2 separate regions of the Homo sapiens genome follow, and region 2 is linked to region 1. Evidence: read pairs that join two places in POLR2A ChIA-PET (ENCODE). Cell type or tissue: GM12878. All regions are shown on one strand. Links, peaks and the distances in the headings refer to the core of each region. The heading gives the core; the rest is flanking DNA. Region 1 overlaps METTL8 (methyltransferase 8, tRNA N3-cytidine). Region 2 holds the start of LOC124906092.

Region 1 (11,202 bases), core at 2,485-6,484:
GCTGCGCAGCCATGTGGAATAGGAAGGCTATGCTGGACAGAGCCCAAAAGAGACCAGTTTGTGTCTCACAGTCCAAATTTGGTTGATGTATTTTTGAAGCTTCTAAAGGTTAACTCACATGCTGTAATACATTATAGAAAGACACGAAGCCGAATTTTACTGTGCCAGTCAAGAGGCTGGCTTGAATCCGCTATTTAGAACTGAGAGAGACAGTACAATTTACATGTGTGAGAATGTGAGAATAATTTTACCTTCTGTTGTTTTTGAAACCACCTTGGGCCATGATTTTTAAACGGAGACACAAGGAGATCTGCTGGGGTTCCCATAGCAACATTAACTTATCTAAACTGCCCTTGCTGTATGTAATACTTTCATGACTAGTTTGGCTTTTTAATGTACACTTTAATTATGAAATACAACTGAGTTAAGAGTCTTGGGCAAATTTTAATGTTTATATTTACTGACTTATGCATGTTTAAACAGAAAGCTTGATAATTGTACTTTTGAGGACTTGCCATCAAGGCAAGTTTGTGCAAAAACCTTTATGTGGTCTTCCTTGCCACTGATCTCTGACCTCACTCCATTCCATTCTATAGACAACTCCTCAACCTCTCTCAATACATTTATAAGACACCATATCTCAAACTGATCTCAGATGGCTCCAGTTCAGAGACTAGAAGTCATACACCTGCTAGTCTAGGTTATCTACAAGCTGACCCCCTTCCCATCTTTTCTACCTATCCCTCATCATTAATGTCCCACACCACACTTGTCTTCTCACCATCTGCTGAGAATGTACATTCAAGAACTAGCCTGAGACCTACCTCCCCCAAGAAACCTGATTCTTCTCCATTCTTTTTCAGAGCTAATCTCTCTCTCTCTCTCTGGAAATACTATTACTACTGCTACCACTGCTATATGATGTGTTGGCTGTGACTGGACAGCATCCCTCCCCTGGTGTTTTTTGACAGCAGTGTCTTGATTTTCCTTTGAAGAACTTTCTTCCATTCCAGGAAGTGAAATTTCCTTCCACTCCAGGTTGGAGTGCAGTGGTGCGATCTCAGCTCACTGCAACCTCTGCCTCCCAGGCTCAAAAGATCCTCCCAGCTCAGCCTCCTGAGTAGCTGGGACAACAGGTGCGTGCCACCATCACTGGCTAATTTTTGTATTTTTGGTAGAGATAGGGTTTTTCCCATGTTGCCCATTCTGGTGGCATCATCAATTAAGCTGCCCTGCCCCAGCCTGTTAAGAGATGAACCAATGACTAAAGCTGGACCAATGATATTCTTCTAGAAATTGGATTTTAAGTGAATTCAGAAAGAAAAAACAGTTGGAACTTAATTATTCCAATGATGGTTCTTTCAAGAGAGTATTTATTTATTCTAGGTTCTGTGGTTCATAATCAAAGTCTGCTAGCTGGTAAGTTCCCTATTTGAGTGTTTGTATATTGTCTTAGATCATGATTTACAGGTTTGGGATATGCACATTTTGTTTTGCCAGCTGTACTCTATTTATGCTCCCTGAAGAGCATAAACAAGGCTGGGTCTTTATTGTTCATATTATTCCACTGAATTTAGCACTCAATATGTAAGTAGTCAATAAATATTATGTAATGAGTATGAGACTAATCTTAAAAACTTCATTTCTACAAAATGTGATTTGCAAGCCAACTTATGTCCTTTTTGAAGCAAGGGAGTAAATAAATTTTTTTTTTTTTTTTTGATACGCAGTCTAACAACTGTCACCCAGGCTGGAGGGCAGTGGTGTCATCTCGGCTCACTGCAACCTCTGCCTCCCGGGTTCAAGTGATTCTCCTGCCTCAGCCTCCCGAGTAGCTGGGATTACAGGTGCCCACCACCACGCCTGGCTAATTTTTTTTGTATTTTTAGTAGAGACAGGGTTTCACAGTGTTGGTCAGGCTGGTCTTGAACTCCTGACCTCATGATCCGCCTCCTCGGCCTCCCAAAGTGCTGGGATTACGGGCTTGAGCGACTGCGCCCGGCCCTCGAGGGGATAAATACATTTTTAACTGCCACAATTTAAGAATTCTCTTGGGTATGACAGTTGTCTTAAACAGAGCTTACCACTGATACCAGAAAGGGTCTGGATCCAGACGCCAAGAGAGGATTCTTGGATCTTGTGCAAGAAAGAATTGAGTCCATACAGCAAAGTGAAAACAAGTTTAAGTAAAGAATAGGCTGGGCGCGGTGGCTCACACCTGTAATCCCAGCACTTTGGGAGGCCGAGGCGGGCGGATCACAAGGTCAGGAGATTGAGACCATCCTGGCTAACATGGTGAAACCCCGTCTCTACTAAAAATACAAAAAAAAAAAAAATTAGCTGGGCATGGTGGTGGGTGCTTGTAGTCCCAGCTACTCAGGAGGCTGAAGCAAGAGAATGGCGTGAACCCGGGAGGTGGAGCTGGCAGTGAGCTGAGATCACGCCACTGCACTCCAGCCTGGGTGCCAGAGCAAGACTCCATCTCAAAAAAAAAAAAAAAAAAAAAGTAAAACATAAAGAATGGCTACTCCATAGGCAGAGCAGCCCCAAGGGCTACTGGTTGCCCATTTTTAAGGTTATTTCTTGATTATATGCTACACAAGGGGTGGATTATTCAGGCCTCCCCTTTGTAGACCATATGGGTAACTTCCTGATGTTGCCATGGCATTTGTAAACTATCATGGCACTGGTGGGAGTGTAGCAGTGAGGACAGCCAGAGGACACTCTCATTGCCATCTTGGTTTTGGTGGCATTTGGCCGGCTTCTTCACTGCAACCTGTTTTATCAGCAAGGTCTGTATGACCTGTATCTTGTACTGACTTCCTATCTCATCCTGTGACTAAGAATGTCTTAACCTCCTGGGATTGCAGCCTAGTAGGTCTCAGCTTCATTTTACACAGTCCCTATTCAAGATGAAGTTGCTCTGGTTCAAAAGCCCTTGATACAAGAGCTTGTCAGCTTACATACCTTTTTTTTTTTTTTTTTTTTTTTTGGAGACAAGGTCTCACCATGTCACCCAGTTTGGAGCGCAGTGGTACAATCTCAGCTCACTGCAACCTCCGCCTCCGAGGCTCAAGCGATCCTCCCACCTCAGTCTCCTGAGTAGCTGGGACCACAGGTGTGTGCCACCATGCCTGGCTAATTTTTGTATTCTTGGGAGAGACAGGGTTTTGCCATGTTGTCCAGGCTGGTCTTGAACTCCTGAGCTCAACCGATCTGCCTGCCTCAGCCCCCCAAAGTGCTGGGATTACAGGTGCGAGCCATTGCACCTGGCCTAACAACTTGTATATCTAAGAATAGCCTGAAAATAATGTCAGCATGGGCTGTACTTCCCCAATTTTAGGAAAGGAAAGAGGAACTAAAATTCTATTTCAGATATGAGCCTCTGAATTTCAAAAAAAAATTGGGAGAAAATAGACAACAACAAGACAAAAAATAATACACTTTGACCTTGGGCTTGTTGTAGCTTTCCCTGGAAATAAGGTGTGCTTTCTCTCTGCAATCAGATGACAATGGGAAGAGTCTGACTGTGTTTGGGAACTGGTTTACTAAGCCTAAACAAATAAACAATTTTTTTTACTTGCAAAAAATGTCAAGTTACATTTTCTCAAAATTACTTGACATAATACTAACTTAATTGAATGCTTATAAAAATCAAGGAACAAGCAAAATGGTTAGATGTAATAAATTCAAACAAGCTTGAGCATATCAAGTTTTCAAAGCACAGAAAAAGGCATACTGTGCTGAACCACTTACATGTGCTTAAAATGCACAAAGGAGCTCACCTATGACAAAACGGCAGGAAATACAAATTCTCTTCTTTTTTTCTCATTGTCTTTTGAGAAACAATAGACTTACAGTAGTCCTTGAATAGCACAGTCCTCTGGCTTTGTACCTTAACATGTTACAAAGTTCAGTCTTGTGAAAGGAGTGTAGATACCATATTGGAGCTATTCTGAGTCTGGTGCAATGGTTTCTGGAATTTGCCTTGAATCCACACTCGGTGCATTTTCACTTGTTTTTTCCTATTAACTTGTAAGCGGCGATCAACCAGATTTTGCTTTTCATCTAAACTGGCTTTGCAGAACATACTGTGGACTTCCCCTGTGAGACAAAAATGGCAATAAAAGATATGACATGTGACTAGAGATGGGGGAGGTCAGGAGTAGAACACTGATGGAATAACTGACCATCTAAATTTCATTTATACAAGAAACACTCTCTAGAACAATTTGGTGAAGGAAACCTGTGAAACCAAGCGAGTTTCTTCTATTTCACAAAAATACACCATGCATATAAAAATACACCTGTTTACAGACTAACACGGCAGACATCAACAGATATATAAAACTATTGGTTGCAGCTTTCAATATTTTGAAAGGTGCTCCCTTTCTGAGTTTTTGTTGGTTTACAGAAACCCAAAACGGCAGATTATAAAAGTACTCACATAAATTTGGGGAAATCCTTGAATGCAGCATTCACTTGGTACTGTTAGAAATGCATTTTTAAAAATGTGAAATTGGTTGGGCATGGTGGCTCACGCCTGTAATCCCAGCACTTTTGGAGGCTGAAGCAGGCAAATCACCTGAGGTCAGGAGTTCAAGACCAGCCTGGCCAGGGTGAATCACTTGAGGTCAGGAGTTTGAGACCAGCCTGGTCAAATGGTGAAACCCCTTCTCTAATAAAAATACAAAAATTACCTAGGCGTGGAGGTAGGTAATCTCAGCTACTTGGGAGGCTGTAATCCCAGCTACTTGGGAGGCTGAGGTGGGAGAATCGTTTGAACCGGCGAGGTGGAGATGGCAGTGAGCTGAGATTGTGCCACTGCACTCCAGCCTAGGCAACAGAGTGAGACTCTGTCTCAAAAAAAAAAAAAAAAAAAAGAGAAATCAGCTAGAGATAAGTAATTTTCCTTCTTTCTATTTTGAAAATGTATTGTTTTTTTAGACATAAGATTCACTCTGCTGCCCAGGCTGGAGCACAGTGGTCCAATCATAGCTCACTGTAGCCTCATCTGCCCCAGCTCAAGTGATCCTTCCACCTTAGCCTCCCAAGTAGCTAGGACTACAGGTATGCACCACCAGACCAGCTAATTAAAAAAAAATTGTTTTGTAGAGACAGAGTCTCATTTTGTTTTCTAGGCTGGTCTCAAATTCCTGGCTTCAAGCAATCTTCTCACCTTCATCTCCCAAAGTGATGGGATTACAGGTGAGCACCCCTGTGACAGGCCAAGATAAGTAATTTTCTATAAACTTATCAAATGTCCTCCTTTGGCTGTGGCTATCATCAATTTTTTTCATATCTAGGCTAACAATATCTCCAAAATGGAACAGCCTTCACCTTCATCTGGGTATGAGGGTAAAACAAGAGACTTTAAAGCAGTTTAACTGGAAAAAGATTAAACAGTAAACGGCCATTTTCAACCTTTTATGTAGACCAGTAATAAGCATCAAAGTATGAAGACATCTAATGCTTAATCAATGACTGAAGCCTCAGTTTCATAGCTTCTGAGCTATAATCAATGAGATAATAACTAACAAGAACGATTATGACCAATTATTTCCTTTTGTAGATTAGCATACCTTTTGTAAAGAAATATGCTCTGGTACCATCTCCTCGAACATAAAAATTTTCAGATAAACAATGTCCTGAAAAAAATTGTGAAAAGAGAAACTCTTAAGGGTATTCCTTTAAAAAAAAACAACTAAATACTTTGATGTGAAATATAAACAAGGCATTCTTTAGAACATTTAAAAATAACCTCAAACTGAATATACTATTACCCTTTTTAAAACGAAGCTGAGTCTTATCATATCTTCCATAGTCTCGAAATAACAGCATTCCCCCAGGTTTCAGTAACTTGGACAGTCGGTTTACAACACCTTGCATCCTTTGGAAACAAAGTATTAAAAAGATACCCAGTTTGTAGAAATCTTGTTTTATATGCTGGATTTAACTTTGTTGAAGACAAAATAAGAAAAGCTTGATAAGGCCAAAGAAATCTAAACCATAAACATAAGGGTAACAAAAATAAAAATATTTTGTAAAGAAGAAAAAACCAAAACCAACTTGCTAAATGACTAGATTCAAAAGTCCTAGAGTATCAAGAAATCACCCAAATGATCAGAGTGGTAACTTCACAGAGCTTGACGTATGATGTCAAAGCTAAACTTCAAAACCACAGATGTTTCCTGGTACTTACAGAAAATTAAGGTAGTTCTGAGATAGACAACAATGGAGTGTGCTTCATTTTCCTTGCAAGATAAAAAATATGCCAAAGCCATCCCAAGTTGTACATATCTAAAGAGGGAATATCTTTCCTCCAAAACGAGCTCATTCTCCTTTTCTTTATTTAGTTCGGAGGTACCACCATTTACCTCATGAAAGAGAAATTATTTTTCTTCCACTGTCCTCTCCATGTGGCCATAAAATTCTATGTCCTCTTTAATTTTTATTTTTAATGACATCTTTGATATTTCCTGTCTTTTTTGTTTCCCATTTGTACTCCCTTAGTACCAACCCCTATCTCCTTAGGCCTGGAAACAAATCTGCTTCCTAACACGCTGTATTATTCTCCCTGTCAATCCTTCCTGCATGTTATCGATGAATAATTCTGCTTAAAATGATAATTTTGTCAAATCATCTCCTTGCTCAAAAACTTTCATGATTTTAATCCATAGGATAAAATTTCAATTTCTTAGTTGAGCTCTTAAGATCTCCTACTACTGACCCCAATTAATCTTACCAACAGCTTTCCAATCTGAAGCAGCTCCCCTAGCCAAACTGTCATGCTTGGCCCTGAGCAGCCTCTGCCTTTGCTCACATGGTTTTTCCTCAAAGAATTCTCTCCTCCTTACTGTCTGCCTATTTAAATTTTATTCACATTCCAAGCCCTAGTTCAACAGCAGGGAGCCTTTGCTTTTCTCCTTTACTGTTTATTCTACTTATTTGGCTTCCAGTCAAATACAATCCCTTATAGCTGCTCTTGATTTAGTGTTTTTGGCTAAGTGTTCATGGCTTTATGTGTGATTATGGGCCAGGGATGGCATAGATTTCAGATCTCATATTAATTCTGAGTGACAGCATCGGCTGCCTACAGAGCTCTGAGAAGGACTCATAAAGCTCATTGCGAGTTACCGAGTACAAAATCGATTATCAATGTCTGCCATGGGCAGAGAATGGTAAATGGCAGCTTGTGTGCTAAGTCCTTGTCTCTGCCTTATCTAAGCTACTTAAAGCTGCTGAGGTTTTCTTATTTGAAAAAAATGAAAAGTTTGAATCAGATAATCTGTAAATTCCTTTCAATTAAAACACTGTTCAGTGGAATAGTAAGGTAAAACTCAGATTATGTCATGTTATGAAGGAAGCAGATACTGAGAAAATGAAAGCAACTATAAAACAAGAAAGAAGTAGGACAAAAGGAGGTGGCATGATTAGGTGAAAAGTCCTTTTAAAAAAACTAGCACATAAGGACATAAAAGAAAAAAGAAACGTATTTTTTGTTTATTTTATTACAGGTTATTTTCATACTGTGCTTATATCATAGGCTTTGCGAATGAAAGAAAATCATATCTAAACCTTAAAATATTCACTTTCAATATAAATATTTTACGTACATAGCAAAATCTTTCTGTAATTATTAGTAAAACAAGTATGAAACTAAAATGCAGAAAAATAAACAATCGAACACTTTAAAATGTAGCCACCTCCTCCTGCAAATTCTTTCCTCTCAGCTATCCTTTAATGTCTGGGGTTGAGGATAAAGGCAAGGAACGGGAGCTACTTTTCTTGCTCATCTCATCTTGGTTCATAGTGCAGTTCCCGAGCCAATTCCTGAGAACTGCAGGTGGGAGTGGGCTGGGGGTGAGATGGACAAGACAGGAATGGTATGAAGCCCCTTTTCTTTCTTCATCCTACTTGGGCCAACTCTGCTGTCTTCACTTATCTCTGGATAGAGGGAGAGGAGAAGGAAGAGATAAAAAATGTATTGACTGCCTGCTTTATGCTTGGCTCTGTAATATTTTGTATTTTCATTTCAGTGACAAGAAGGACAATTCGCTCTTCTTTTGTAGCCACCTACAATTTATTCCCATTTAAGCTGGGTCCTCCAGACTCAAGGTCTAGCCAAATTGCTTGCCATTTGCTTATGCCTGAATTTTCCAAGCTACCAAGATGCTACTTTTCTAGAACTTTTCTGGGGTTGAATCTACTACTATAGTCCTAAGTGACACTATAGACATTGCCTTGGTTTTAGTTTTTTCTTTTTTTGAGACAGGGTCTTACTCACTGTCACCCAGGCTAGAGTACAGTGGCGTGATCTTGGGTCACTGCAACCTCCGTCTCCTGGGTTCCAGTGATTCTCCTGCCTCAGCCTCCAGAGTAGCTGGGATTACAGGCATGCAGTACCACGCCCAGCTAATTTTTGTATTTTTATCATTTATTTATTTTTTTGAGACGGAGTCTCTGTCTTGCCCAGGCTGGAGTGCAGTGGCATGATCTCCACACACTGCAGCCTCTGCCTTCCAGTTTTAAGCAATTCTCCTGTCTCAGCCTCCCAAGTAGCTGGGACTACAGGTGTGTGCCACCACAGCCAGGTGATTTTGTATTTTTGGTAGAGATGGGGTTTCACCATGTTGGCCAGGCTGGTCTTGAACTCCTGACCTCAGGTGATCCACCCGCCTTGGCATCCCAAAGTGCTGGGATTATAGGCGTGAGCCACAGCGCCCAGCCTTTTATTTTTTTTTTGAGACAAGGTCTTGCTTTGTCGCCCAGGCTGGAGTGCAGTGGTGCAATCTCGGCACACTGCAACCTCTGCCTCCTGAGTTCAAACGACTCTCCTGCCTCAGCCTCCCAAGGAGCTGGGATTATAGGCGCCCACCACCATGCCTGGCTACAGGAGGCAGAGGTTTCACAGTAGAAACGAGGTTTCACCATGTTGACCAGGCTGGTCTGGAACTCCTGACCTCAGGTGATCCACCCACCTCGGCTTCCCAAAGTGCTGGGATTACAGGTGTGAACCACTGCACCTGGCCTTTCTCTTCTCTATAACATTCAATTCAAATCATGAGAAAATACATTATCTGAACTAATTTCAAATAGTCTTTTTGTGGTTATATGTAGAATTTAGATGTTTCTTGTTATGGGTGTCAATGGGGAATCTTGTTCTCTATCCACCTCTCCATCCTTTTAACTGTTCATATAAGGAAACCAAACACATAGATGACAACTTTCTATTAGTACCTGAACAATGCCTACAGTCTAAACAGATTAGCAGAAAGAAATAGGTTATAGAAACTGGGAGGAAACAGTAGCTTCATAAAACCTGACATACCTCACTAGGTGCTAAAGTATCTTATTTCAGATTTATTTGGAAATGGAATTTGTTCTTCTACAAGTAATCAAAGTGCTCATTTCTGAATGGGAAGTAAAAGAACTGTAAAGGGTCCTAGTGGCCTTTTAATTGCAAAGAAATAAGCACATGGTAACTCAGTTTCTATGGAAAAGGGTCACACTCATCAAACAAAAAGTGGTTGACGCCAAGTCTGTATCTTCCACCAGGGAACTGTGAGAACCCAATTTTAAGAAACCTTATGAAAGCACAGACCTGGTACTTACCATATGTACCCTTTAATACATAGAAGATGGCAAGATTTAAGAAAGGTAATCATTCTAATTGCTGGTAATATCTCTTTATGTTTTCTCTCTGGAGAAAAGCTATGTTTATAGTTTTAAAACACTGTATGAAACTAAGTCATAAATATTTAAATGATGGCATCAGGCTAACCTTAGATCATAAAGGTCCAAGGATAATCTGGCAAATCTTAATAACTCCTGATTCCCTAGTGTGCTTCTTTAGAACAAAATTTTTAAAGCCCATCAACAGGCCTGTGTGAAGCCAAACAGATCCCAAGCCCACCTCTTCATGAACATTCAGGAAGACACTACACTAAAGATGTTTGTTTCTGATCACCAAGTACAATTTCCCTCTTGGGAGTCTATTAGGTTGTTCTGAATTTGTAATTTCCTTGAAGCACTGTCACTTTTAATAGGTATGTGTCTTGCCAGAATATGCTCACTTCATTCTGACAGTGACAGAAAGCTCATTAATGAAGTAGTCTGACCAGTTTCTGTCTAAAAGTACGAAGAAAGGAAAAACTGCCTTTAAAAGGCTGTGTATTATACATAATGTTGCTCACTAAATAATAAATTCAAAAATTGTCATTTTTGCTTTGATAGTTCTGAAAACCACTACTGATAAAGGAGCTTTACACATCCACTTTGCCCTTTCGTCTTCATTTACCTGTCAGGATGAATAGAAGAGAGCACAAAGACAAGGAGAATGACATCCAGGATCCCATCTGGAAAAGGGTAAGGTAAGCCATCATCACATACATCATGAACAAAGGCAAAACACTGGGTTGCTCTGTAGGACGAGTGTGACTGTCATGATAAAGGAACAGAAAGCAAAAAGAGGACTTAGTAGACTTCCGGGATTTTTTTTTTTTTAAATAAAAAGGTCAAATTTTTAACCTTTTCTCCCAAAAGCCTTTCCTCTGTCAGTCTGAACACTTTTTTCCAATTCAGTATTGTTAGCTTATTTCAAGCTGCCCTAAAAAAATTAAGGCTAGCTCTTGGCCTTGATAACAAATATCCTTCGCAATCCCTCTTTAACTTTAAAAGTAGAGGAGGGTAGGCTTTCTGAGTTAGTAGACAGTGTTGTTAGAGGCCTGCTCTGGGTTGCTGTTTCTGAACTTAAAGAGGTTCTGTTTGGACTACGATTATTCATGGGCAGGCATACATTCTAAATTTTGTAGGTCAGTACCCTTTCTGGTCATTTCTTGTGTGTTGTTGGCCTTTCTTTCTTTCTTTTTGAGACACAGTCTTGCTCTGTCACCAGCATGGAGTGCAGTGGCGCAATCTTGGCTCACTGCAACCTCCGCCTCCTGGGTTCAAGCCATTCTCCTGCCTCAGCCTCCCAAGTAGCTGGGATTACAGGCACCCACCACCATGCCCAGCTAATTTTTGTATTTTTAGTAGAGACGGGGTTTCACCATGTTGGCCAAGATGGTCTCGATCTCCTGACCTTGTGATCCGCCTGCCTCGGCCTCCCAAAGTGCTGGGATTACAGGCGTGAGCCACCATGCCTGGCGCTGTTGGCCTTTCATCTTTTTTTTTTTTTGAGACAGTCTGCTCTGTCACCCA
Region 2 (11,202 bases), core at 4,441-8,440, 180 kb before region 1:
GAGACAGAAAGTAGAATAGTGGTTGCTGGGGCCTAGGGGCAGAGGGGAATTAGAAAGTTGTTTAATGGGTGTAAAGTTACAGTTTGACAAAACGAAAACATTCTGGAGATTAGCTGCACAACAACAGGAATACACTTAACACTACCGACTTAGAAATGGCTAAGAGGTAGCCAGGCAGGGTGGCAGCCTCCAGAGGCTGAGGCAAGTGAACCTGGGAGGCGGAGGTTGCACCACTGCACTCCAGCCTGGGTGACAGAGTGAGACGCTGTCTCAAAAAAGGACAGGACAAGACAGGACAGGAAAGGAAAAGAAAAGGCTAAGATGGTACATTTTATGTCGTGTGTTTTTTAACCACAATTACAATTTTGAAAAAAAATGGCTAAAATGTTTGCATATGTACAGAGCTAACAATTTTGGTCCTTGACTTTTCTTGATCTATGAAAAGTCAGAGAAACATCTGCTCTTTAACTTAAAACTTTCAACTACCTGGATAGCTGGGTAACTAGAAGGGTTGAACTTCCTCAAGGAAAGTTACTCTATACAAGGACGGGCAGCAGTGACTACCCTGTTAAATATTATAAGGTAAAAAAATCAAGACTACTTTGTGATTAGTAAAATCAATATGAAATTCAAATATCAGTGTCCATAGTAAGGTTTTAAAGAACACAGTCATCCCACTTGTTAGCATATTGTCTATGGCTGCACTTTACCACACAAACACAAGCACCTGTCGTAGTTGTGACAACTCTTTTAAAACAGTTTAGGCCAGGTGTGGTGGCTCACACTTGTAATCCCAGCACTTTGGGAAGCCAAGACTGGTGGATTGCTTGAGCTCAGGAATTCAAAAACAGTCTGAGTAACATGGTGAAACCCATCTCTACAAAAAATATAAAAATTAGCCAGGCAAGGTGAGAGGACTGCTTGAGGCTTGGAGGTCAAGGCTGCAATGAGCTGAGATCATGCCACTGTACTCCAGGCTGGGTGACAGAGTGAGACCCTGTTTCAAAAAAAAAAAAGTTTGCTGACTCATGCTCTATATCTTATCCCAAATAAGGAATTAGATGCAGAGCAGAAATAAAACGAAGTAAATTCAAAAAAGAATATCAACAAATTAAAATGTTGATTCAATGAAGTGATTTTTTAAAAAATAAAAAGCCATAGCCTTTTCTGTGGCTTTTTATTTTATTTCTACCCCCAAGCCATCTACATATACACCCAGGCACATGCACATATGCCTTGTTTAATATCTTTAGTATCCGGAATAAGCCTCAGTTTTAAGATAAACTTTCAGCCAGGCGCAGTGGCTCACGTCTGTAATCCTAACACTTTGGGAGGCTAACGTGGGCGGATTGCCTGAGCTCAGGAGTTCGCGACCAACCTGGGCAACATGGTGAAACCCCGTCTCTACTAAAATACAAAAAATTAGCCGGGTGTGGCAGCGTGTGCCTGTAGTCCCAGCTACTCGGGAGGCTGAGGCAGGAGAAATGCTTGAACCCAGGAGGTGAAGGTTGCAGTGAGCTGAGATCGCGCCACTGCACTACAGCCTGGGTGACAGAGTGAGACTCTGTCTCAAAAAAAAATAAAATAAAATAAAAAAGTAAAAAATAAAAAAAAAACTTTCATTAGTTATTAAGCTCTTTGAGCACTCTTAATAAACAGGATTTATACAACTATTCAGTTATACAGCTTTGTCTTCTCAAATAACTGGACTGAAAGTTATTTTTACTTCATACAAATTTAGAAAAGGCATCCTATAAAAGTTAAATTATACAATAAAATTATTGAGAACTAATGATAAAAAGTTTGCATCACTTTTATCACTTTCTTAAAAGCAAGCTCAAGGGGGTAGAGATAGGGGTTGTAATTTATCGTGTGAGCTTTCAAAGATAACTAAAATGTTTGCTTATATCAAGAAGTTTTAGACAGTGTTCTAACTGGCCATGTACACATTTGTTTTAGCCAGTTAACTTATTAACATAAAATTTAAGGAAGAAGAGAATTTGCTAAATACTAATATACTTACAACGACATATTTAATATATTTATTTTGGCTTTATAATAGCAAATAGAGAGTAGAGAACTACTATAAATTGGTCCTAGCACAGAGGCTCCCATACCAAGGTATACTTATCTAAAAAATACTGCAAACCTTCAAATTTCAGATGGCAGCATTTGGAGGACAGTACGAAATAACGTAATCCCTCTTAAAAATCCCAATCATTTTTTTCTCAAGCTAGAGAAGAAAATTAGTCCAAAGAAATTTAAGTAATCTTAACATAAAAACTATCACACTCCTTGTAGTTTGTAAATACTATAGTAAGCCTTGGCAGTAATGAGCAGGAGTAACAAGTCCAAGATGAGATTTAAGACTGTTTTAATTTTTAAAACAAGTCACAAATAGAAACAGTAATAAACACGTGGAAAACTGCTTAATCTCTTGGTAATCAAATATATGTAGTAAGTAAAATAACATGTAATACCACCCCTACTTAACAAGCCAAACACTTCCTAAAAATACTAAGAGCAGTAATGTTTCCATTAAACTGGTTCATATGTATGTTGCTAGTGGCACTCTAAAGTTACAACTCGTACAATACAGTAACATCCACAAAGACATTCATATTTTTTTACTAAATAATCAATAAATTGAAACAGTAACTACAATACATAAGATGAAATTTTCCAAAGGCATAAAGGGTGTTATACAGTATGAGCAACTCTAAAAGTCTGTTTCGAAAGCTAAAACTTTTTTATATTAAACTACTGCTCAAAGGGTTATAATTTAAAAGAAGCAAAGTGACTAAGACGTGTATCACATTTTTACTTACAGGACAAAGAATTGAGTACAGAGCTGAGAAAATACCCAGCATTAAAGGAATAGGATATATATATACACACACATATTATATATAATGTTATTTCACGAAGAGCTGTCTTTTAAAAATATATTGTAATGCTCTGACGATTTTATTTGAATCCAAACTTAACTTACATTGGTACTAGCCGGTTGCCAAAAAAACTTAAAATAACAGTAATCTGGCTGGGCATGGTGGCTCACGCCTGTAATCCCAGCACTTTGGGAGGCAGGGGCGGGCAGATCTCCAGAGGTCAGGGGTTTGAGACCAGCCTGGACGACAAGGCGAAACCCTGTCTTTACTAAAGATTCAAAAATTAGCTGGGCATGGTGGCACACGAGTCCCAGCTAACTCGGGAGGCTGAGGCAGGAGAATCGCTTGAATCTGGGAGGCAGAGGTTGCAGTGAACCGAGATCCCACCACTGCACTCCAGCCTGGGCAACAGAGTGAGACTCTGTCTCAAAAACAAACAAACAAACAACAACAACAACAACAAAAACCGGTTATCTTCAAGGCATCAAAGGCAAAAATAGTTCTGCTTCCAATTAAACCTACAATTCCAGATGGCTAACTGCTCCACAAGTTGGTCCTATTCAAACTCTGTATATAACCCAGTGGTCCCCAACCTTTTTGGCACCAGTGGCCAGTTTCATGGAAGACAATTTTTCCATGGACCAGGGGTGGGGTGGGGTGGGGTGGGGTGGAGTGGAGATGGTTTCAGATGAAACTGTTACACCTCAAATCATCAGGCATTAGTTAGATTCTCATAAGGAGCAAGCGACCTAGATCCCTCGCATGTGCAGTTCACAACAGGGTCCACGCTCCTCTGAGAATCTAATGCCACGGATGATCTCACAGGAGGTGGAGCTCAGGCGGGAATGCTCACTGGCCTGCTGCTCACCTCCCGCTGTGTGGCTCATTCCTCACAGGATAGCGACCAGTACAGGTATGCAGCCCTGGTGTTGTGGACCCGATATAACCAATTGATAATTTAAACAAAAGGAAGATAAAGAGAGTGAGAGAAGAAGAGCGTGGTTAAGAGGAGAAAAAGATTCAGATTCACCCAAAATTTCAAAGCCAATTAAAGAATTAAAAATAAAAGCAAACAAGGACTTTCTCCTTCCAGTAATGGTGATCAGGTCATCAAACCAATCTTCTGGCTGAAGAAACTTGAAAAGTTGAACTAAGTTTAAAAAACGAAAACTCTACTTCTAGAGATCAGGCAGTAAAGAAATGGGGCCAGAATTCACTAAGTTCCCAGAAGTGAGTCTGGTATACCAGGTTTCTTCTCCCCTACAGGCATCTGCTGATTTAAGTAGTGACTGTGAGGCTGGAAAGCTAAGCAAAACATCTGAAAGCCTCACTGGGTTAGCCAGACAAAAATGAGACCCTGAGCCTCCCCCAAACTCTGGGTTGGGATCTCAACCTCAGAGCAAAAGAATTACAATTAAAGCCCAGATTCAAATAATCTCAATCCTTAAAAGTGAATTAAGAAAAGCAGATTTATAGGGCCCCTATGTTTCTGTCAAAATTAAATGTAAATTTTATGTCATGGAAGACTACCATTATTCTAGGCCTCAAATTATTTCTACAGTTTTTCACATCAAATGTCTCATACACAATAAAAATTAACCAGAAATCCAAGAAAATAACGCAAATAAAATGCAAATGAAACATGGAACAAGACCCAAAGGTATCTAGATAATTAAGTTATCAGACACAGACTCTCGAATAAGTATGCTGAGTAGTTAACACTGAGAACTTTAGCAGAAAACCTGAAACTAAAGAGAATAAAATTGAAATTCTAGAACCAAAAAGTAAAATAAACTAAATTAAAGAACTCAGTGTATGAGTCTGATGGCATATTAGACACAGCCTAAGAGAATTAATGAAATGGAAGATTGGTCAGAAAAATATATCTTTAAAAATGCACACAGGAATAAAAAGATAAAACATACAAAAAAGGATGTAAGAAACATAGGGCAAATTTAAGAATGTTTAATACATGTATAACTGGAGTACCAGGAGGAAAGAAGATGACAAGACAGAAGCACTATCCGAAGTGATATAGTCTGAGAATTTTCCAAAACTGACGAACGAGCTCATCAGTCCTGTGCAACAGAACTTTCTATTCTATTGATAGAATGATGGAAATGTTCTCCATCTGCCAATAGAGTAACTAATAGAAACATTTGTCTACTGAGAACTTAAAATGTGAGGAATTGAATTTTTAACTTTTTAAATGTTAATTGGTATCAACAGTTACATGCAGCTAGTGGCTGGCACTGGGCAGTGCAGTCCTACGTCACAGTTATAAGAAGTCCTATAAACACCAAGCTGAACAAATAAAAGATCACACCTAGACATATCACAGTAAAACTGCTGAAAACCAAATATAAACACCCCCACTCCAACAAAAACAAAAAGTGACCAGAGATCTACAAGCTAGATTACAGTCAAAGGAGCAACAGTAAGACTGATAGTTGACTTCTCAACAGAAACTCTGGAAACCAGGTCTCAAGGGCACTGTGCATAGCTGCAACATGACAAATGAAAAAAACTGCCAACCAAGATTTCTGTATCCAGCTCCCTCCCCCCAAAAAAATCCCTTCAAGAATAAAAATGAAAAAAAAGCATTATCAGATAAGCAAAAAAGAATTCCTCAACAGATAGGCCCAAATAGAGAAAAAAAAGAGTATTTTCAGAGAGAAAATCAACCCAGCTAGAAGCCTGGAAATGCACTAAAGATTGAAGAAAAAAACTGAGTATATAAACAAATTTAAATGTATAATTACTGAATAAAACACTAATGGTAATATCTTGTGGGGAGTTAAAATATCAGAGAACTAAACTATCTGGCAATAGTATGTAATTCTGGAGAGGGAAATGTACAGTTAATGTTTTCTAATGTTGCTGCACTGACCAGAAAGAGAAAAAAGTGCTAACTTATATCACACTTTAACACAGAAAGGAGGCATATTGTAATCTCTAGGATAAATATTAAAAACAAATTTAAAAAAAGATGGTCTAACTATTAAGCCAAGTTGGGGGGTGGGGGGTATTTGGAACAAAAAATAATAATAATCCCAAAAGCAGCAGAAAAGGAGAATAAGAGAAAGTTCAAACAGGATAAACAGAAATCATTTATTAGGAATATCAATTTAAACATATCAGCAAGTATATTAAATGTAAATGTACTACATGTTCCAATTAAAGAACAAACATGGTCAAACTAGTTTATTTAAACTAGTATATGCAACTTAAAAGATATGGCTAAAACGCGAAAGCTGAAAGAATGGAAAAAGCTGTAGCATGCAAACACCAAATGAAAGTTAGTGTATCTGCCTTAACACTAGATTAAAAACACTACAAGGTAAAATGCAATACTGAGATAAAGAGGGACACGTCACAATAATAAAAAGTTTGATTCACCAGGTAGATTTAAAAAAACCTTGACTTGTCAGCACTTTAACATAATCAAAATATATAAAACAAAAACTGACAAATTAAACAGAGAGACAAATGTTATAATCATTTGGGGATATTTTAACAAACCTTTGTCTGAATAGGAGCAAACAAATGCAAAAGCAGTAAAAATCTGAAACAGAAACAAACTTGATAGAACATATTACACCACATCTAACAACTGTAGTCTATAAATATTTTGTTGTTGTACACAAGGAATGTTTACCCAAAAAGACCATATGTTGAACCATAAAGCAAGTCTCAAATTTCCAAGAACTTAAGTCTTAGGGATTTAAATCTTACTAGAATGGAGTCAAATCAGAAATCAGGGCTGAGCATGGTGGCTCACACCTGTAATCCCAGCTACTCCGGAGGGATTCGCTTGAACCCAGAATCACTTGAACTCAGAGACAGAAGTTGCATTGAGCCAAGATCATGCCACTACTCCAGCCTGCGCGACAAATCGAGACTCCGTCTCTCAATAAATGAATGACTGAATGAAGGAATGAATGAATGAATGCACGAATGGACAAAGGGGTCAGTAGTGACAAACTTTACTGAAAGTAAGGAAATGATATCAAATGGTAAATGAATAGACAAGTAAGGTTAGTACAAAAACTATAAAATGTATTTTCCTTATCTCAGTTTCATCAAAAGATACATTTGGGAGGCCAAGGTGGGAGGATCACTTGAGGTCAGGAATTCAAGACCAGCCCAGTCAACACAGTGAAACCCCATCTCTACTAAAATACAAAAAGTTAGCTGGGTGTGGTGGCACATGCCTGTAATCCCCACCTACTCGGGAGGCTGAGGCATGAGAATTGTTTGAACCCAGGAGGCAGAGGTTGCAGTGAGCCAAGATCACACCACTGCACTCCAGACTGGGCAGAAGAGTGGGACTCTATCTCCAAAAAAAAAAAAAAAAAAAAAAAAAAAAAAAAAAAAAAAAAAAAAAAAAAAAAGGTGGGGGAGGTGGAATAGTAGAGCTATACAGGACTAAAGTTTCTATATATTGCAAGAATTAATGTAGCTATGAAGTAGACTCTGATAAGCTAAGATATATAAATGTAAACCCTACAGTAATCACTAGTAATTCAAATATAGTTTTAAAATGATTAAAGAAATTAAAATGTTACACTGGGAAATACTCATGTAATGCAAAAGACAGCAGTAGAGGAGGGAAAGAGGACAAAAGAGAAATGAGACCTATAGAAAACAAAACAAAGTGGCAGACAAATTTAACCCTATCAGTAACACTAAATGTGAATGGATTAAATAATACACTCAAGAGGCAGAAATTACCAGATTGGGTTTTAAAAGAATAAGATCCAATTAAACGCTGTCTACTTAAGACATATTTTAGATTCAAAAATACAAACGGGACAGGATAAGAGTAAATGGATGGGAAAAAACATACCATGCAAAAGAGCTGGCATGAATATACTAGTATCAGACAAACTTTTAAAAACTGGTGTTTTGAGAGGTCAAGAGAAACATTTTAAAACAATTAAGGGTCAATTTATTAGGAAGATATAAGAATTCTAATCACTTGCACTTTATGACAGAGCCCCAAATTACATGAAGCAAAACTGACAGAATTAAAGGGAGAAATAGACAAGCCAAGAACAATAGTTGGAAGAATTAAATGGCCCACTTTCAATAATGAATAGAACTAGGCAGAAGATCAATAAGGAAACAGAAAACAAACACTATAATCAACTAGATGGAAAAGACAGCTAGAGAACGTTCTGCCCAACAACACAATACACATTTTTCTAAAAAAGCACACATGGAACATTCTCCAGGATAGATGATCTATGCTAGACCATAAAACCAGCATCAACAAACTGAAAAGGATAAAAAGGATACAAAGTACGTTCTCTGATCACAATAGAATTAAATTAGAACTCAGTAACAGAAAAAAAATCGAGAAATTCACAAATATGCAGAAATTAACATATTCCTAAATAAATAATGGGTCAAATGAAATAAAAAGAAAAATTAGAAAATACTTGAGATGAATAAAAACAAAAAGGCAACATATCAAAACTTATGGAATGAACTAAATCAGTGCTTAGAGGGAAATTTACAGCTATAATGCCTATATTAAAAACAGAAAATATGGGAAAACATTTTTATGAACTTGAGATAAGAAAAGGCTTCTTAAATACCATAAAGAGAAGACAAAAGCAGGCCACAGAATAGGGGGAAAAAGTTTTAATAAAAAATAAGACTTCTCATCCAAAATACAAAAAGAATGCCTTCAAGTATGGTTTTTAAAAGACAAACACAACAGACAAATGAACAAAAGATTTGAACAAGCACTTCACAAAGGATAACGAAAAGGCCAATAAACTTTATGAAAAAGTGGTAAACATCCTTAGTCATCAGGGAAATGAAAAATTAAAACCACACAGATACCATCTTACAGCCAGGCACGGTGGCTCACACCTATAATCCCAGCACTTTAGGAAGCCAAGATGGGCAGATCACTTGAGGCCAGGAGTTCGAGACCAGCCTGGCCAACATGGTGAAACCCGTCTCTAACAAAAACACAAAAATTAGCCAGGCGTGGAGATGCACGCATGTAGTCCTAGCTACTGGAAAGGCTGAGGCAGGAGAATCGTTTGAATCCAAGAGGCAGAGGTTGCAGTGAGCCGAGATCGCACCACTGCGACAGAGCAAGACACAGACTACAAACAAACAAAAAAAGGCCGGGCACAGTGGTTCACACCTGTAATCCCAGCACTTTGGGAGGCCAAGGCGGGTGGATCACGAGGTCAGGAGTTCGAGGCCAGCCTGGTCAACATGGTGAAACCCTGTCTCTACTAAAAATACAAAAATTAGCTGGGCATGGTGGCGGGCACCTGTAATCCCGGCTACTCGGGAGGCTGAGGCAGGAGAATCATTTGAACCCGGGAAGCGGAGGCTGCAGTGAGCCGAGATTGTGCCATAGCACTCCAGACTGGGCAACAGGGTGAGACTCTGTCTCAAAAAAAAAAAAACAAAAAACAAATATAATGTATGAAGAGACAGGTATAAACATGTTCATAATACCATTATTAATATTTTGTCAAGTGGAAACAATCCAAATGTCAATCAACAAAGTATAAAATGTAGTACATTCACACAAAGTAATATTATAGTGCAATTAAAATTACAGTTTCAGAAAATAATGTGGATGAATCTTACAAATAATATGTGGGGCAAAAATATCTAGATACAAAATATATAATGCGTGGATCCATTTATATCAAACTCAAAAACAGGCATAACTAAATCAGAATAATGGTTACTTTGGGGAGCATGGAGAAGGTAGTGACTGATGGGGAAGGAGAGTGTTTGAAGTGCTGGCAATATTCTATTTCTTGTCTCAGTGGTCGTTACACAGGTCAGAGTTTATAATAACTTACTGAGCACTACTTTGTGTGCCTTTTCAGTATGTGTTATGCTTCAATATGAAAGATAAAATATATAAAATTTAGAAATAAAATCAGTTGAATCACACTAAAATTAGAGTACTTGAACTTCAGAAAGCAGTAACTTTTAAAGACTTATACTCATTAAAGTATCATAAAGAGCCAGTCATACTGAAGTGTGCCTGAAGTCCTAGCTATTTAGGAGGCAGAGGTGGGAAGATCACTTGAGCCCAGGAGTTCCAGGCTGCAGTGAGCTATGATTGCGCCACTATACTCCAGCCGGGACAACAGAGTGAGACTCTGTAAGAATGTGATTCTTTTGTAGTTCTTAAGTGTGATGACTGGGTGCTCACACACAAGAGGTGCCTCTCTCAAACCTTGTTATGACATCAGCATATGACCCATCTGATAAGAAAATAAATAAAATATAAAGAACAACTGGTATTGAATTCAATAAAAGCATAAAACTTTATACAATGGAAAATATTCAAATATATAAAAGAAAAAATATGACGGTGGAAATAGTTTCATCAAATGTAACAAGAATTAACATCACTACCATATATTCTCATGTCTAAGATACAGACGTCAAGAAAAATTGGCTTTGGGCTCTTGATAAAAATATTAAGTTCAATCTCACTACCAATCAAGACATATCAACTGAAACAAGATACCATTTTAACAGCAGTTAAACTGGAGGAAAACTGTGTAACTCCCTTCTGTAGGGAGTACTTTGTTCACAACCTCTGTGGCAGAAATACAATTTCCTTCCTTCCCACTTCTCCTTTTTAGAAAACTTTATTTCACAGCACTGGAAACAGTTGCTCAATGATCCACAAGAGAACAATGCTACTGTGATTCCTGAATTTCCGGTTTCTACCTCAGTAGGCCTCCTTAAGGCCTAACTGGGGTCTAAGGGATACCCAGCTCTATAACCTTCTACTACTAATAAATCTGTTTTGCTTAAGTTAATTTCTAGCAACCAAATGACCAATGAATATAACACCTTGATATAGCTTATCTCAGAAGCTGAAAACTGGCAATTCGGGTTGTTTTATCTAACCCACAAGGTGTTCTTCAAAAGTATAAATTAAATGTTAGAAATTATCCTTCCTCACTAGACTGTGACCAAGCTCCTAGAAAGCAAGGACTAACTTCATCATATTTATCTTTGTTTCCTCATTACTAGGCTTCAGGTCCAAAAATACTTGCTGAATGAACAAACTATGCCAATAAGTTTTCTATAAAACTCTATAGCTCTGACAACTGATTCATCTCAGAGAACAATAGACTAAAATCCCAGTTATTCCACTAAGAAAACAACAGTGACAACAGAGATTAAACGACATAAAAATACTCGCCCCCTTTGCCCAGTAAGCCAAATCTTTGAAATGTAAAAAACAAAAAGTAATTCACAGTTGTGATCATAGCACAGTACAGCCTTTCAACTTCTGGGCTCAAAT

Evidence for each region. Peaks named below come from ENCODE experiments on the same cell type or tissue, not always from the same donor. Only the 100,000 strongest peaks of a DNase experiment are listed, where the experiment ranks them.
Region 2: POLR2A ChIA-PET joins it to region 1 with 10 read pairs; 6 of 35 experiments call an interaction of 5 or more read pairs at or near these places.

Annotation. Positions count from the first base shown.
Region 1 is chr2:171,320,259-171,331,460 of GRCh38, forward strand. It overlaps METTL8 (methyltransferase 8, tRNA N3-cytidine), which reads right to left. Exons shown (of 10, transcript NM_001321154.2): 7 at 10,301-10,440; 8 at 5,784-5,890; 9 at 5,583-5,648; 10 at 1-4,104. The coding sequence ends at 3,914. Among named protein-coding and RNA genes, the nearest start is that of METTL8, 110 kb to the right of the region's middle. RefSeq lists a silencer at 3,721-4,015 and enhancers at 4,097-4,196, 6,028-6,077, 6,572-7,096. In GM12878, for the core only: no CTCF peak of the experiment used is centred there; DNase peaks (open chromatin) are centred at 4,087 and 6,148; H3K4me3 peaks cover 2,531 bases; H3K27ac peaks cover 4,000 bases.
Region 2 is chr2:171,136,278-171,147,479 of GRCh38, forward strand. All of the region lies in intron 1 of TLK1 (tousled like kinase 1), which reads right to left. It overlaps LOC124906092, which reads right to left and starts at 7,228. Exons shown (of 1, transcript XM_047446755.1): 1 at 1-7,228. It also overlaps the pseudogene LOC124906168. In GM12878, for the core only: no CTCF peak of the experiment used is centred there; no DNase peak of the experiment used is centred there; H3K4me3 peaks cover 345 bases.